Regions from separate parts of the Mus musculus genome. Here region 1 is linked to region 2. A link is a contact called in ENCODE Hi-C or POLR2A ChIA-PET data. All regions are on one chromosome and are shown on one strand. The core of a region is the stretch at or near the end of the contact, and the rest is flanking DNA. Distances in the headings are between cores, read along the strand shown.

The links. Hi-C counts contacts between places; a loop is a spot of excess contacts on that map. ChIA-PET counts read pairs that join two places held with the same protein, here RNA polymerase II (POLR2A).
Region 1: a map of heart shows a loop between it and region 2 (2.3-fold over the local background). The contact joins the enhancer-like site here to the promoter of Nrp2 in region 2. A Hi-C loop is called at or near these places in 3 of 37 maps with a recorded cell type or tissue (heart and left cerebral cortex). POLR2A ChIA-PET finds 5 or more read pairs at or near these places in 3 of 5 experiments (Patski and embryonic stem cell).

Annotation. Positions count from the first base shown.
Region 1 is chr1:62,749,346-62,755,917 of GRCm38, forward strand. The region is part of intron 7 of Nrp2 (neuropilin 2); the gene reads left to right. Among named protein-coding and RNA genes, the nearest start is that of Gm29083, 34 kb to the left of the region's middle. Within about 2 kb of position 1,481, at least 3 of the 3 ENCODE cell types and tissues checked have a DNase peak (open chromatin) inside an H3K27ac peak, as active enhancers do; they include heart and left cerebral cortex, where a contact is called at or near this core.
Region 2 is chr1:62,701,988-62,708,635 of GRCm38, forward strand. Nrp2 (neuropilin 2) reads left to right here and starts at 1,330. Exons shown (of 17, transcript NM_001077404.1): 1 at 1,330-2,290. The coding sequence starts at 2,218.

The DNA.
Region 1 (6,572 bases), core at 231-2,730, 48 kb after region 2:
AGCCTTGTTTAGCAAGGCTTCTAGAACTGTTGGAGGCAAGGGATACACCGGCCTTGAGCATTTACTTTTTCATGTTAAAGTGATTGGAGAACTCCAGCTGCTGCTGCTTTCTGCAAAAAAGCAGAGGAGAAAAAAGGAGGGGGACTTTACAGAGTGTTACCTGACTGTTAATGAAGGAGAAAAATGCCTACCTCATTCCGGCTACCCCACACCTCACAGGACTCATTGAGCATTTATGGCCTGAGTCTCTTCCCCATGCTGGGTGAACAATCACAAAACTGCATGAAATGCCAGTTGAGGAGTTACTGAGGTCTGGGAATAAAAGGACATAACCCCAAGAGAGTCCCAGTGTCCCTGAGAAGAACCAGGACAATAAGTAATGAGAAGAAATCCCATTTGTTGGGGTTGGGATCTGAATTGGCCAGCATGATTAGTGGGGAAGCATTGTATCCTCTCGGCCGGTGCCTTCAGTGTCTGCCGTTCACAGACATGCGGTCCACGTGGGCGATGCGAGGCTTTTGTTGTATTCAGGGATGAGTGTCTGGCACTCGGCACTCTTAAAAACACGTGGCATCCTGTTTCTGCAGCTGGCAGTGAGCTGCATTTGGCATATGGAGGGCTCGGTGGAGATGCTCCGTCTTCACCTGAGTGGGGATGGGTGCCTCTGTGATGGGAACGTAGCTCTCGGTGATCCTTGAAAACCCTGGTGAAGGAGACATACCGGGCATCCCAGAGGCTGCTGACCCTCCCTTGGAAGAGAATCAAGAGAGATTTAAAAATAGGTCTGTTTCTCTTCCTTGGCTACGGTTCCATCAGGTTCTGGTCTGCAAAGATGTAAGTTATCAAAATAAGACCAATAAGCATTTCCAAAAGGGCACCTCTTTGGCCCCTGTCACCGTCCCACGGCAGTATGCTCTACAACCACACATAGATTTAAAATCCTTGGACCTACAAAATTCTGACCTATAATGTTGGCAGTCTCACTTAGAAAATGTGAGTTTTTTAAAGGAGTAGTTTTTTTTTTTTTTAATCAAAAATCGCCATAGTAACATGGCACCATTCATATGAAAGTATGGTTTCTAGATATCACCAGCAATCTCTCTTATGTACAAGCATACATTGCTTCACAGGCCCAGTAAATAATGTGAAATCTTTAGCAATGGAAAGATCCTCACCTTTACCCACAGGCTAGGTCTGGTCTCCCATTGCCTTAGCTTGGAAAGGCCGGATACTGGTTAGAAGCAGGAACTGAATCAGCACTGGAGGCCAGGGGAAGTCCCAAGAGCTGAGTCCTCATCTCACCCCATTCCCTTTCCACCCACGTTTTCTCTCCCCACCCACATTTTCAATAAGAAAGTGCTAAAACCTGGGAGCTCAGCTAGCAGGTGAGGGAGGGCCAGCAGCCAGGTAGGACAGATCCTGGGCAGAAGCACGAGGCTCCCCTGACTGTCTCCTGGTCCAGGTTCAATGACTAAGCACTGCTGGCCAGGGGGATGCCATAGCATAAGCTGATTTTAAAAGCACACAGATGGACTGGGATGCTATTTAAAACACCATTTGTAGGAAAGCTGCTTTTGGAAATACCTTAGCACTGCACATTTTGATAGAACGCCATCCTGGCTTTATCCCTGCTATTCAATTTTGCAGGGAAGATATTCCCGAGAACTGAATTGAGCTTTCTAGTCTCCAGACTGATCCTCTTCAATGTCCCCGTGTCGAATACATCCTCACTGTCTTCTGCATCCCCTTCCCACCTTTGGCAAAATGTCTCTCCCCAGTAACCAATGGGTAACTTGGGAGGAAACTCTTGTTTGAGTTTCTGTGCTCGAGGATCAGTTTTGCCCACATAAGAGGAAGTGGGACAGAGGAAAAGCCCTCTCTCTTTCCTCTAGAAAGACACCCTCCTGGTACTTAAAACGAGGAAGAAAAATGGAAAGCCTGCCAATTAGTGTCCAGCTCCCTCACCCCGTTGCTCATGTGGTGGGAGGCCAAGAGGCCTTCCGGTCCTCCTCCCCTGCAAAGATGCTCTCTGCAGCCTGTTCGTTAACAGGTCTCCCCCAGATAGCTGTGTTTAATGTGCAGCTCCCTGGGCCGCTGAGGTTGAAATAGCTGAGTGAACCGTGCCAAATAGATTTGTCAAGTTCGCCACAGCTTGATTTGGTGCCATGACAAGGAGGCAGGAGGAAGGAGGGGACTGGGGGGCAGTGAGGCTGTAGGGAGGAGTTCATCCATGCTGGTATTACCACCGCGTTTCTCTTTGTGGTTTCTGGATGCTGGGCACGGTGCCAAGCTCTCTGGTGTTCTGTGGTGGGCTTGAAAGTGAAATTCAGACAGCAGGACTTAGGGAGAAGGCAAAACAGAGGAAGAGGCTGCAGTTTTCTGGGCTCTAGAGTGCAGGGAAAGAACTGGAAAACATCTTCCCAGGGCTTAGGAAGTAGAGAGCGTGTTGTGACATTTGGGGCACAAATTGGGAAACTCAGTCTCAATTCCCTGATCACTGTCAACACCAGTGGAGCATATCAGGGAGCAGGGAACTGGAGAATCCAGAGAAAAACAAGATTAATGGGCTCTCAAGGTGGTGGGGAATGATTTGTGCTCTATCATGGCAATTTCTCCCAGACTGGGCAAGGAAAGGTCGAAGCCTGGGAGTGTCTTTCTTTTTGCTACCAGGAGGTGTGGAAGGCTAAAGTATTCCTTTCCAGACTCTCCAGTCAGTGACCAGCCTCTTCCTAGCCTTTTTATGGTTAACAGGGTATTCACGAGGTTCCGGTGAAAAACCTGATCGATGTTGCTAGTGGTTCATGAGCATCTTCCTGGCAAAAACGCAGCCTGCTTATGCAGACCACATGCACAACACATCCCCCAGTCCTCACTGGGTTTCACATGCCATAAATATGGAACCCATGAGTTTTATATAGGCGGGGCCTCCTTATGCATATTTATGGTGCAACCACAAAGCAGAGCGCTCCTCCTCCCATTAGAGCCCATAACCAACGCACGTGCTCCCTCAGATTATACAAATGACTTCACATGAGTCCCTCAGAAGCCACAGCAGAAATGAGTGCCTTTTGGTTTTTCCAGCTGTGTGAGTAGCATCCCAGAGATAGGTGCTATCATAACAGTGGTGAGAGGTTTCATGTGCTCGGGTACAAGTGTGTACAATTACAGATGTGGGTATGCACATAAACACCAACTGATGTGCTTGGAGAACAGTGGGGACAGCTTAAAGGCACCAGTCCTTGGTGACGCTCCTTCCTGCCTCTGAGATTCTAATCCTCTAAGTCTTTGACCAAGTGGCAGTCTATGCCTGAGGAATGAAGACATCCCCTTATCTATGGTGTTGCCAGGCAGGGTTTTTTTTTTTTTTTTTCCTAGTTGGAAAAAAAAAATCAACACAAAAAAACAGTTGTTCTAAACCCCAGTGGCCAGGTTGAGGATAGAAAGGATGAAGTAAAACCAGCCTCCAGCCCATGACTCTGCAAAATTACCCAATAATACGTGGGAGGGACACACCGAGATCACATTAATGTAAGGACAAGCGCTAAGAGATTCTACAGGCCCTCAGGCACAGACTTAGCTCCTTCAGAATTTCATGATGTTTCTCAGGTGGAATTGCAACTCTCTAGAGTCTAAGCAACTTGCCCCAGGGATGGGGGTGGGAGGGGTTTTGGAGTCCCCAGGAGAGGCTCCTGGTCACCAGGCTCAGACACAGAAGCAGATGCTCTCAACAGGCTGTCTTGCTTCTTGCCTTCCAGCCACAGGGAAAGTGGCTTCCTTAGCAGCTCTGAGGCCTACAGGTGTGCGTAGCCTGGAGTCCTTGTTTACAAAGGGAGTCTAATGAGGACAGTGCAATTCAGGATTCAAGGCTAAGCATTGTGTTGGGAAACCGGGCTCCATCGCAGGATCCTGAGGATGGAGAGTTGAAAGAAGCTGCTGTTTATTTGGTTTGGCTATATCCCTCCAAAACAAGAGCCTCTGCTTCCAAACGCCTCTGTCCTGTATTTATTTTCTTAATTAAAACAAATCATTTTGTAAAGCAGCGCCCTGGAAGAAAAGAGTAGCCTTAGAAAGCCACATCGCCAACCCCTCCCTGGCAATGTGTTGGAAGCATGGGACATCTGCTGTAAATCTCCTGGGACAATGGACGGCACAGCCTTGAACATTCCCTTCCCAACTCTGTCTTGGTGTTCCCAGTGGAACACTGCAGCTTGCCATCAGAGGAGCACCTGGCCATCTGCAGAGAGAGGGTGCTCCTCAGATGCAATCAACGGGTTAAAGCACAAAGCTTTCCTTGAGCAGAGATGCAAGTTGTCAGTTTAAAAAAAATCACAGGTCCCCAAGGGATATATATAATATAAGCACAGTCCTGGAAGGGATGGAGAGAAGTCACCCAGGCCTTGCACTTGAGCAGATAAATGTCCCCTCACTGCTTCTGTTTTTTTATTGGGGATGGTTATTCCTTCAATTAATAATTTGAAGATTTTTTTTTCAAAAAAAAAAAAAACATCCTCATGAATTCTTGTCATGATTCATTCCTTTTGTGGTTTGTCATTTTGTTATTCTTGTTGTTGTTGTGTAAAGATTAGAATGTGAATCAGTCTTCAGGCTAGGATAGGACATTGCTGTCCAAAGCCATGCATGCAACTGCATGATCTAAACATGGTTACATGGGCTCTGAAGAGGACAGGTGCCCTTTCCAAGTTCAAGTCTCCCAGTTTGTACATCTCCCTCCATTAGGACTGAGAGGAGTCCAGTGTGCTGGGTAATTCAGTTTGTCCCTTATCCATTTGTCGTGGGATGAGCTCAGACCTTTAGCCTCTGCACTTAGGAAGCTGGAGGGAAAATTTCATTATGCATGCGCTTGAACCTTTCTATGTCAGGCTGCCGTTAGCCAACTTCCCTGGGTCTCCTGGGTGCTGAACTGTCTCAGAGCTGAGGCCAGCCACCCTGGCGCTGCCAACCTTGGTGCTGGATTCTTTGTGCTCCTAGGCCAAGGCTGAACACGGAGATTCTGGGAAAGAAAGGGAAACAGACAGAACATTGGTGTGGCTGCCTTAAAAAAAAAGTGCATAGACACTGATATCAGGAAGCTCAGATGCAGAGGCCTCTCATGCCCTGATGAGGCATCTGCCTTCATCCCTCCCTGCATCTTCCATGAATGGTGTATATGATTCCTTTCCAGCCTGGGTCCCCAAGTGTCCTCCTCTCCTGTCTTCCCTGATGCTTTCCTGTCTCAAATCCTGAAACCCTAATCCTGTTAGTAGGCTGTGTTCCAGGGCTCAGTGTCTCCATGGGAGTAACATAATCCTGCATTAAATGTAGAGGCCCCACAAGGCACACACAGATGGGGATGGACACAACCCACCCTCCGCCTCTCACCCCCCCCCCCAAAGAAGCAGCCTGATGACAAAAACAGCCTTACAGTAGGGGAGGAGAAGGGCAGAGGCCATCACGGGCACAAACGAGCATTTGGTTATTAAAGAGCTCCTTTGCCCTCCCCTCCCGCTCCCTTAGATGGAATAGATAGATAAATAGATAGATAGATAGATAGATACATACATACATACATACATACATACATACATATGTACATACATACACAGACAGACAGGTCTGCAAACACACACACATACACACACACACACACACACACACACACGCATGCACTCGCACAAATGCATCCCTTTTAACTGTATCTCACTAAATCCCCACATTCACCAAAATGAAGGCAGCTTGCTTTAAAATTTTCCTTATGGCCTTTAAGGGAAATTTTCTAAGGGAGAAAAACGTTAAGACTATGATTTACAAACAGGACAGGAAACAACAAAACCCATTCCCTTAACATCATTTTCCCCTAGTGCCAAGGCCCCTCTCTCCCTCCACCTTGCCTGTTTGGTACATCAAATTAATTAAATGAGATGCCATTCATTGATTAACCATTTATTTTTTATGGGCAGATGTGATGGCTGGTTTAGAAAGAAAAAGTGAGACAACACAACGGGGGTCGGGGTGCTTCTGTTCCCACCTCAGCATAAGTTACTGCTGTTCAAAGTGACTGTGGCTTCCCAGGTTCCCCCACCTTCTTCTTCTGCCTGCCCTGCTCTCCTGGAAGCTGAGAGAGTTCAGGTGCTTACAGCCACATAGAAGTAAACAGTAGGCTGAGCCATATGTAGAGAAGAGACAGGTAGAATATGGAAGCTCTTCTCACTCTGGGCACCACGCTCGCATGGAGAGCAGCTTGCCCACCAGTGGGCATCCTCACTTAGGAAGCTTGCACAGCTACTAGACCTGAATGGTGTCCCTGCTCTCAGGTGCTCAATGGCCTTCCCAGAATCTTCTCCTTCACCTGTTAGGTGGGCAAAATGACCCATTGCATCTATACCATCCCAGACATATGGATGCTGCAGCAGAGATGAATAGTGTGTAGGATAGGCTCTTCAAGTAGGCTGCAAAGCTCTTGTCCGTACTTTAAAAAAGAAGTCCAGCGAAAGTGACATGACTACGGCTAGAAATGGGAAAGAAACAGGGCAAGGAGAGCTTAAAAGTCATCACTGATCCTGTCTTGCTCGAAG
Region 2 (6,648 bases), core at 80-2,579:
AAGATTAACCATGTGGTATTCAGGCTCTGGACTTCCACTGGAAAATCCCTCATTTAACTAGTTGCAAATCACTTCTGATTCAATTTTGTTTGTGTTTATCTCCATGTAAATAACAGTTAAGTGAGAGTTACAGATTTTTTTTTTCAAACACTGGCTGTGATAAACAACGCTAATGGCAAGTCCAGATAAGGAGAGAAACCACCCAGAAGAACCCATAAGTCCACGCTAAGGGGGAAAAATGGTATAGTCAGATGTTCATGTCCCTTCTCACCCAAACTTTATGTTTCCTAATCTTCAGACTGCTAGGAAGGGGACTGAAAAGGTTGCCAGGTGTGCTCTGTTGGATCTTGATCATGGTAAAGCAAGGGTGCCTGGTGAATATGACAGTTGGGGATCACCCAGCCACCCTCAGAAACAAAGATGCAAGTGTTTTCTCCAACTGTTAGCTTATAGCGCCTTGAAACAGTTTTCATGTCTCCACTTAAAAATAGGTAACACAATGCTATTTTCTTTCTGTCAACATTGTGACCACAATACCTTGGGGAAACATGAACAGAAGTAGTTACAGTAGCAGTCCAAGAGGCCTCCCTGTACCTATACTATGTTGGAAGCTTGAAGGTGTATTGGGTGGCCAGGGGTGGGGGTGGGGAATTTAATTGCCCGGAGAAATTCTTTATTCAATAAAATCGTCCCTCGTTTACAGATAGTTACAAGTTAAGGGCACATGTTGAAGTAAATCCTAACCCAGACCGCAGAGGATCCTGTTTGGGACACAACAAAGGATCTGAGAAGTAAGCCCAAGAAGTATTTGAGGTTTGGTTCAGAGAAGGCTAAAGGCTGACTGTGTGTGTCGCCGCCACGCTTTGCTGCCTCTGGGAACACAGAGCTGAGCCGCGGACTGGCTCCCTACGCCAAACGCGGTCCGCCACCCAACTCCTTCTGTAACGCCATTGCAGGTGGCATTGTGTTGGATTCTGAGTGTGTAGCATCTGAGTCTCGGAATTTAGGGGAAACAAGAATTTCCCGGGCTCCGCGGAGTTTCCCTCCGGCAGAGGCAGCGCGCCCTGAAGGGAGGGCGCTCCTTGCTCCGGGTGTGACACACCCGCAGCCCCGCACGAAGGTGCGTGGGGCGGGAGGGAGGTGCGGACTGGGAGAGGGGCGGCAGGGTTGCGTGGCACCTTAACTTTGATCGCGCGGCCGCGGGGCTGCGAGCCACCGCCGCCCCGCCCGAGCTGGGTGCCGCGGTCCTCGGCTCTGCGCCGCGCGTCTCCGCGGCTGCCTCTTTAATCAGGAACACAGAAGGGGCGGGCCCTGAGCGGGCGCGTAATCGGATCGCTCTGCCGCGGCTCTGACATCCACATGCTGCTCGGCCTGAAAAGGCGAGGGGGGAGCCGGAGGGGAGGCAGAGGAGGCGAGCAAGGCACCAGCCTGCAGCCCGCCCCCGGCACATCCTCTGAAGCACAGACACTCGGCCGGGCGCTGGGCGAGGTGGAGGTGAGGGCGGGCGCCAGCGAACTCGGAGAGCCGCTCGCACACTCGCGGGCGATCCCAGCCGCCGCACCCGCAGCAACACCAGCAGCACCGGCCGCAGCAGCTTCCTGCCTCGCACTCCCCTCCAGAGACTGGCCAAGCGGGTGTAACCGCCGGGGGAGGCTCCAGCTTAGGGGAACCCAGAAAGGACAAGAGCCGGACGTCTGACTGCTTACCACTCCGCCTGTCCAGCGGTCGGTGCCTCTGCCCGCGTGTGTGTCCCGGGTGCCGGGGGACCTGTGTCAGTTAGCGCTTCTGAGATCACACAGCTGCCTAGGGGCCGTGTGATGCCCAGGGCAATTCTTGGCTTTGATTTTTATTATTATTACTATTATTTTGCGTTCAGCTTTCGGGAAACCCTCGTGATGTTGTAGGATAAAGGAAATGACACTTTGAGGAACTGGAGAGAACATACACGCGTTTGGGTTTGAAGAGGAAACCGGTCTCCGCTTCCTTAGCTTGCTCCCTCTTTGCTGATTTCAAGAGCTATCTCCTAGTGAGGTGGAGATATTCCAGCAAGAATAAAGGTGAAGACAGACTGACTGCCAGGACCCAGGAGGAAAACGTTGATCGTTAGAGACCTTTGCAGAAGACACCACCAGGAAGAAAATTAGAGAGGAAAAACACAAAGACATAATTATAGGAGATCCCACAAACCTAGCCCCGGAGAGAGCCTCTCTGTCAAAAATGGATATGTTTCCTCTTACCTGGGTTTTCTTAGCTCTGTACTTTTCAGGACACGAAGTGAGAAGCCAGCAAGGTAAGCCCTTCAAAGTTTTTCTATTCATTTTTACACGGTTTCCCCTTTAAAGGCGACAGCTAATGGAGAGAAGCCACTGAGAAGCGCTCATGAGGAGGCTCCCTCAATACTCAATCATTTAAAGGGAGATCTCAGCGGCCTTCTTTACACCACCAGGGCTGCTAAACCCAACTTTTCTCTCTTGCAAAGGGAGTGTGTGTGTGTGTGTGTGTGTGTGTGTGTGTGTGTGTGTGTTTTGTAACAGAATTTGGCGGTGTTCAGATGTCACATATGGACTGAATCAAAGGTTTAAAAATACTACAAAGCCTTTGCATTACAGTTTTGGGGATTTTTTTTTCCTCCCTGTCTTGAAGCAGAACACATCTCCCTTGAGTTTCCTCAACCTAGCCAGTGAAATATAAATCATTTGCATTCCCTCCACTTAGCTACATTGAGCAATGTTAGCTGAAGGGCTTGGGAAAAAAAAAAAAAAGCAAGAGTCTAGCTTTGCTTTTCAGATGTGTGGATTCTTTGCAGACTGGGTGGATACATCTCAGAACCAGAGGGCTGAAGCTGGTGAAGCAAGCCAGCTTGTGACCGAGATGGGAGCTTTCCCGTGGGCAGTTGATGGTCCCCACTCTCTCCCGAATCCGTGTGTTTTCTGGGAAAGCGAATCATGTTCTTTAAATTTTTTTCTTAAAAGATAAAACAAACTGTATGACCCTCGGCAGTCTCTCCTCTTGTGAAGTGGTTAGAAACTTTTGAGTGGAATTTATTCTCAAGCACTGCCAAAAAGGGTGTGTGGACACGGGCTGCAGAGATAGGCACAGCAGGGCCTAGGAGAGGCCGGGGGCCAGCTCTTGTGGATTGCGACAAGGGCTACCTCTCTGAAAACAGGTCTCTGGTCTCTGGGAATGCGGTTCTTCCACCCTGGGACTGCTTCTGGGGGTGCTTCCCTCTGCTCTAAGACAGTGTCTGGAACCTGAAAAAAAACTATTAGCCTATTAGCGTTTGCTCCTACAGGTGACTGGGGATAGGGTACCATCTACCAAGGAAATGGGGGAAGAGAGAAGGAGAGAGGAAAGACAGAGACAAAAACTCGGAGAAGTGCTATTGCCTTGAGGCACTTGGCGGAGTCAGGCAGCCGCAGTGGTGGGTCTCCTTCCTCACAGCCACCCTGGCGCCCCCGCACCGTGCTTAGCGGGTGGGTCCTGAGGCAAAAGCTTAGCTGCTACCAAGCTTCTTGTCCCTTCCCCAACACATACCTACAGTCACTTTACCTGGGATACATATGGGTTTTATGTTTTGCTATCTTTTGGGGGTTTGGCGGATTGGGGAAAGCCGTTGAGATGCAAATCCAAGCCTTTGCAGCTCCCTCTCTGCGGTAACTGGTCCTATGGGCAACTGCAAAGCGTGAGCCAAGGAAGGGTTGGGTGCAGGTCCGTCCTGGGGAAATTTTCTGGGCCTAGCATTCCATCTTGCCTTAATTCTGAATCCCCAGCTTGAATAGAAATTAAATTGCCTCCCACGGACCTGAATGCTGTGTAAATTATGTATGTGTGTGGTTTGCTGTGTATGTGTATGTGTGTGTGTGCGCGCGCGCGCTCCTTGAGAATGCCCACGGTATATTATGTATTCAAGAACGGACTCCGGTAGGCCCCGGTGTGCGAGTGCGCGCACACTGGCACCACACACACACACACACACACACACACACACACACACACACACAACTTCAGGTTCCCAGTGATGTGCGAAGTGGAAGGGATTGTAAAGACTTGGGGACCATCTCCTATCCCAGATGTTCGCACATCTGTCCCTGAGCACTGCGTGGAGCATGTGTACGTGTGTGTACGACACCCGCTCGGACCCACTCCTGCTCTGCCACCTGCCTCCCGCGCTCTCTGCAGATCCCCCTCCCATCTCAATCTTTGGTCACGCTGCGTCACTTCCAGAGAAGCTCAAAAGCGCGGGGTGCGAAGCTCATCGCCCACTAAAAGCCTCGCGGGCAGCCTCGGTCTGGGGGTGGGACCCGCCCAGAGTAGATATTATCCCGCTCCCCGAAAAGGTGATCAATCACCGGTCATGGTTTCAGTCGAGTAACTGATTGGTACCGGGAGACCTAGCCCGGGTGGCTAAGGGCGAGGCTAAGCTAGACCTCTGACTCACCCTATGTGCGCCCGCCAGGAGCTGGGCTGACCCTGGCACTACGGCGGCGGCAGGAACCTATTCCGAGAAGGAAAGAAGGTGGCGGGCACACGTGGGAGCAACTGAGCAAATACCCGGCCGGTCCGCTGTAGCTGGAAGGCTCTGTGGGCACCATGCATCCGGCTCCCAGGCGCATACCCTCCCGCCCGGGTCTGGAGGAGTCTGGGCAGCTGGGCTGGACCGGCTCGGAGCGCCCCCTCCTAGTCTCCGCGCAGTGCTAGGCGCTGCAAGCTCGCCGCAGCCCCTGGAGAACTAGCTTGTAGAAGCAAGGGGCCTGACGCCGGAAGATTCCCGTGTTAGCCTGGGCGAGAGGCAGGAAGCCAGGGTGGGATTGCAGCACCCAGGGCGGGGAGAGGCGGGAAGCAGCCAGGCAGCCTAAGCCGCAGGAATTCGCGCAACTCTCACAGCCTGCGGGAGCACAGTGCAGCTAGCGCCCGCCTAAGCGCACAAACAGGTGAAGAGCACGCCGTGCGGGCATCCACGTGGCCGAGACGTGGGCGCCCCCCAGCGCTCTCACCCCCATCCCCCAGCGCCGTCCCTACCGCCGCATCGATTTGTTTGGGCTACGCAGCAGAAACAGAGCTGAGCAATCCATAAACATTCTATTAGGCAAAAATATTCCCAGCAAAAGCAGAACCGAGGCTAAAGCCTCTGCTAAGTTGGCCGCCTAGGATTCCTCCAGGCCGGTCACCCTCCTCCTCCTCCAGACTAAGGACACCCCTGGATAGAAGCCTGCGGCATTTCCCTGACGCTTCCCGTTGCCAGAAAGTTAGCTCGTGGCTGCGGCTTGTCCTCCAGATCAGCCACTGCAGTCGCCTGCAGGCAGATTGTGCCTCCCGCCCCCTCCCCCCTTCCTCGCTGCCCATGCCCACGTGGGGAAAAAAATTGTTCACGACCAATGCTTCAGTTTCCCTGATTGATTTCTTTTTAATATCAACACAAGTTAATGGAGGCGAGGCAAGCTGTGATTAAACGGCTGCCCCCACCCCTCGCCTCGGGCCGCCTGCGCCCCTAGTGTGTCCCACCAGTTCCCCAAGTAGCATCAGCGTGGAGGACACGAGTGGACCGATTGTCCTAAGGTGGGTGTTGCGTGTGTGAGGAAGCGTGGAACGGATTGGGCGACACTCTGAGAATCTCCTGGGGTTGGGGGCACTGGAATCAGCTTTCCAGATCTAAGTAGCAGATACTCCCATCTGTGCCGCAGCTTCTGCGGCTCTGGTTGAATTTCTGCTGTAAGGGAAGGGACTGAACGCTCCAGTTTATTGGCGTGGACTCCCTGCTTGGCTCTCTCTACCTCCCTTCTTTTCAGTTTCTGACAGAGAGGAGAGCCCCCTGGCGCTAGCCGTTCCCCTACAGCGAGCCACAGAACTGCTCTGCTAGAGTGGATCCGCAAGGGTTTGCTTTCTACCCTGGAAGTCACTCTCTCCTTGCTGCGGGTTCTTCAGAAGGTGGCAACTCCCAGGCTTAATGTCTCCCCCCGCCCCAACCCCCAACCCCTCAGTCCCCTGAGACCCATGGCTCAGAGCCAGAAAGAAGCCAGACCCTAAACCACCTATCTCCGCCTTCCTTCTTACTCCAGGAGCGCTTTGATCTGTGGTGGTCTTAAACCCCATTGCCATGGACATGGGCTGACTCAACCTTCAATTCAACCTTCAGTCTGAGCTAGGTGATCAGATAAAAGGTGCAAATGGGCTGTGGGAGACAGGACCCCGGGTTCAAACAAATCCTCTAACAGAAGCAGTGGTAGTCCAAGTGCTTGATACCCCCAAACGACCCGTGGCCATGGATGGGTATAATCATTTACAAGTAAAACAGTAAACTCCAGGATTCTGAATAGCCTACTTAGAGCTCTGGGGACCTGTCTCCTGCCCTCATTAAGTAAGTGCCCAGTCACCTTTTCCCCAGAAGCAAGCACTGGAGGTGGTGAGGCTGTTTTTTTGCCAACTGAGTACGAAGTATAAAACAGGGGAGAGCGCCCCATAGGGCTTCACGGCAGGTCCCTACTTGTCCAGGATTCACCAGGTAGAATAGCAAATGTCCAGCAGCACCTCCAGCGCGAGTTTTTAACATCATCCCGTTGGAGTCCTCAGAGCACTCAACTGGCAAAGTGTGAGATTGAAAAGCTGCAGGGACTGGAGGCTGGGCTCTCCAGACAGGACCCCCGCTGTCTA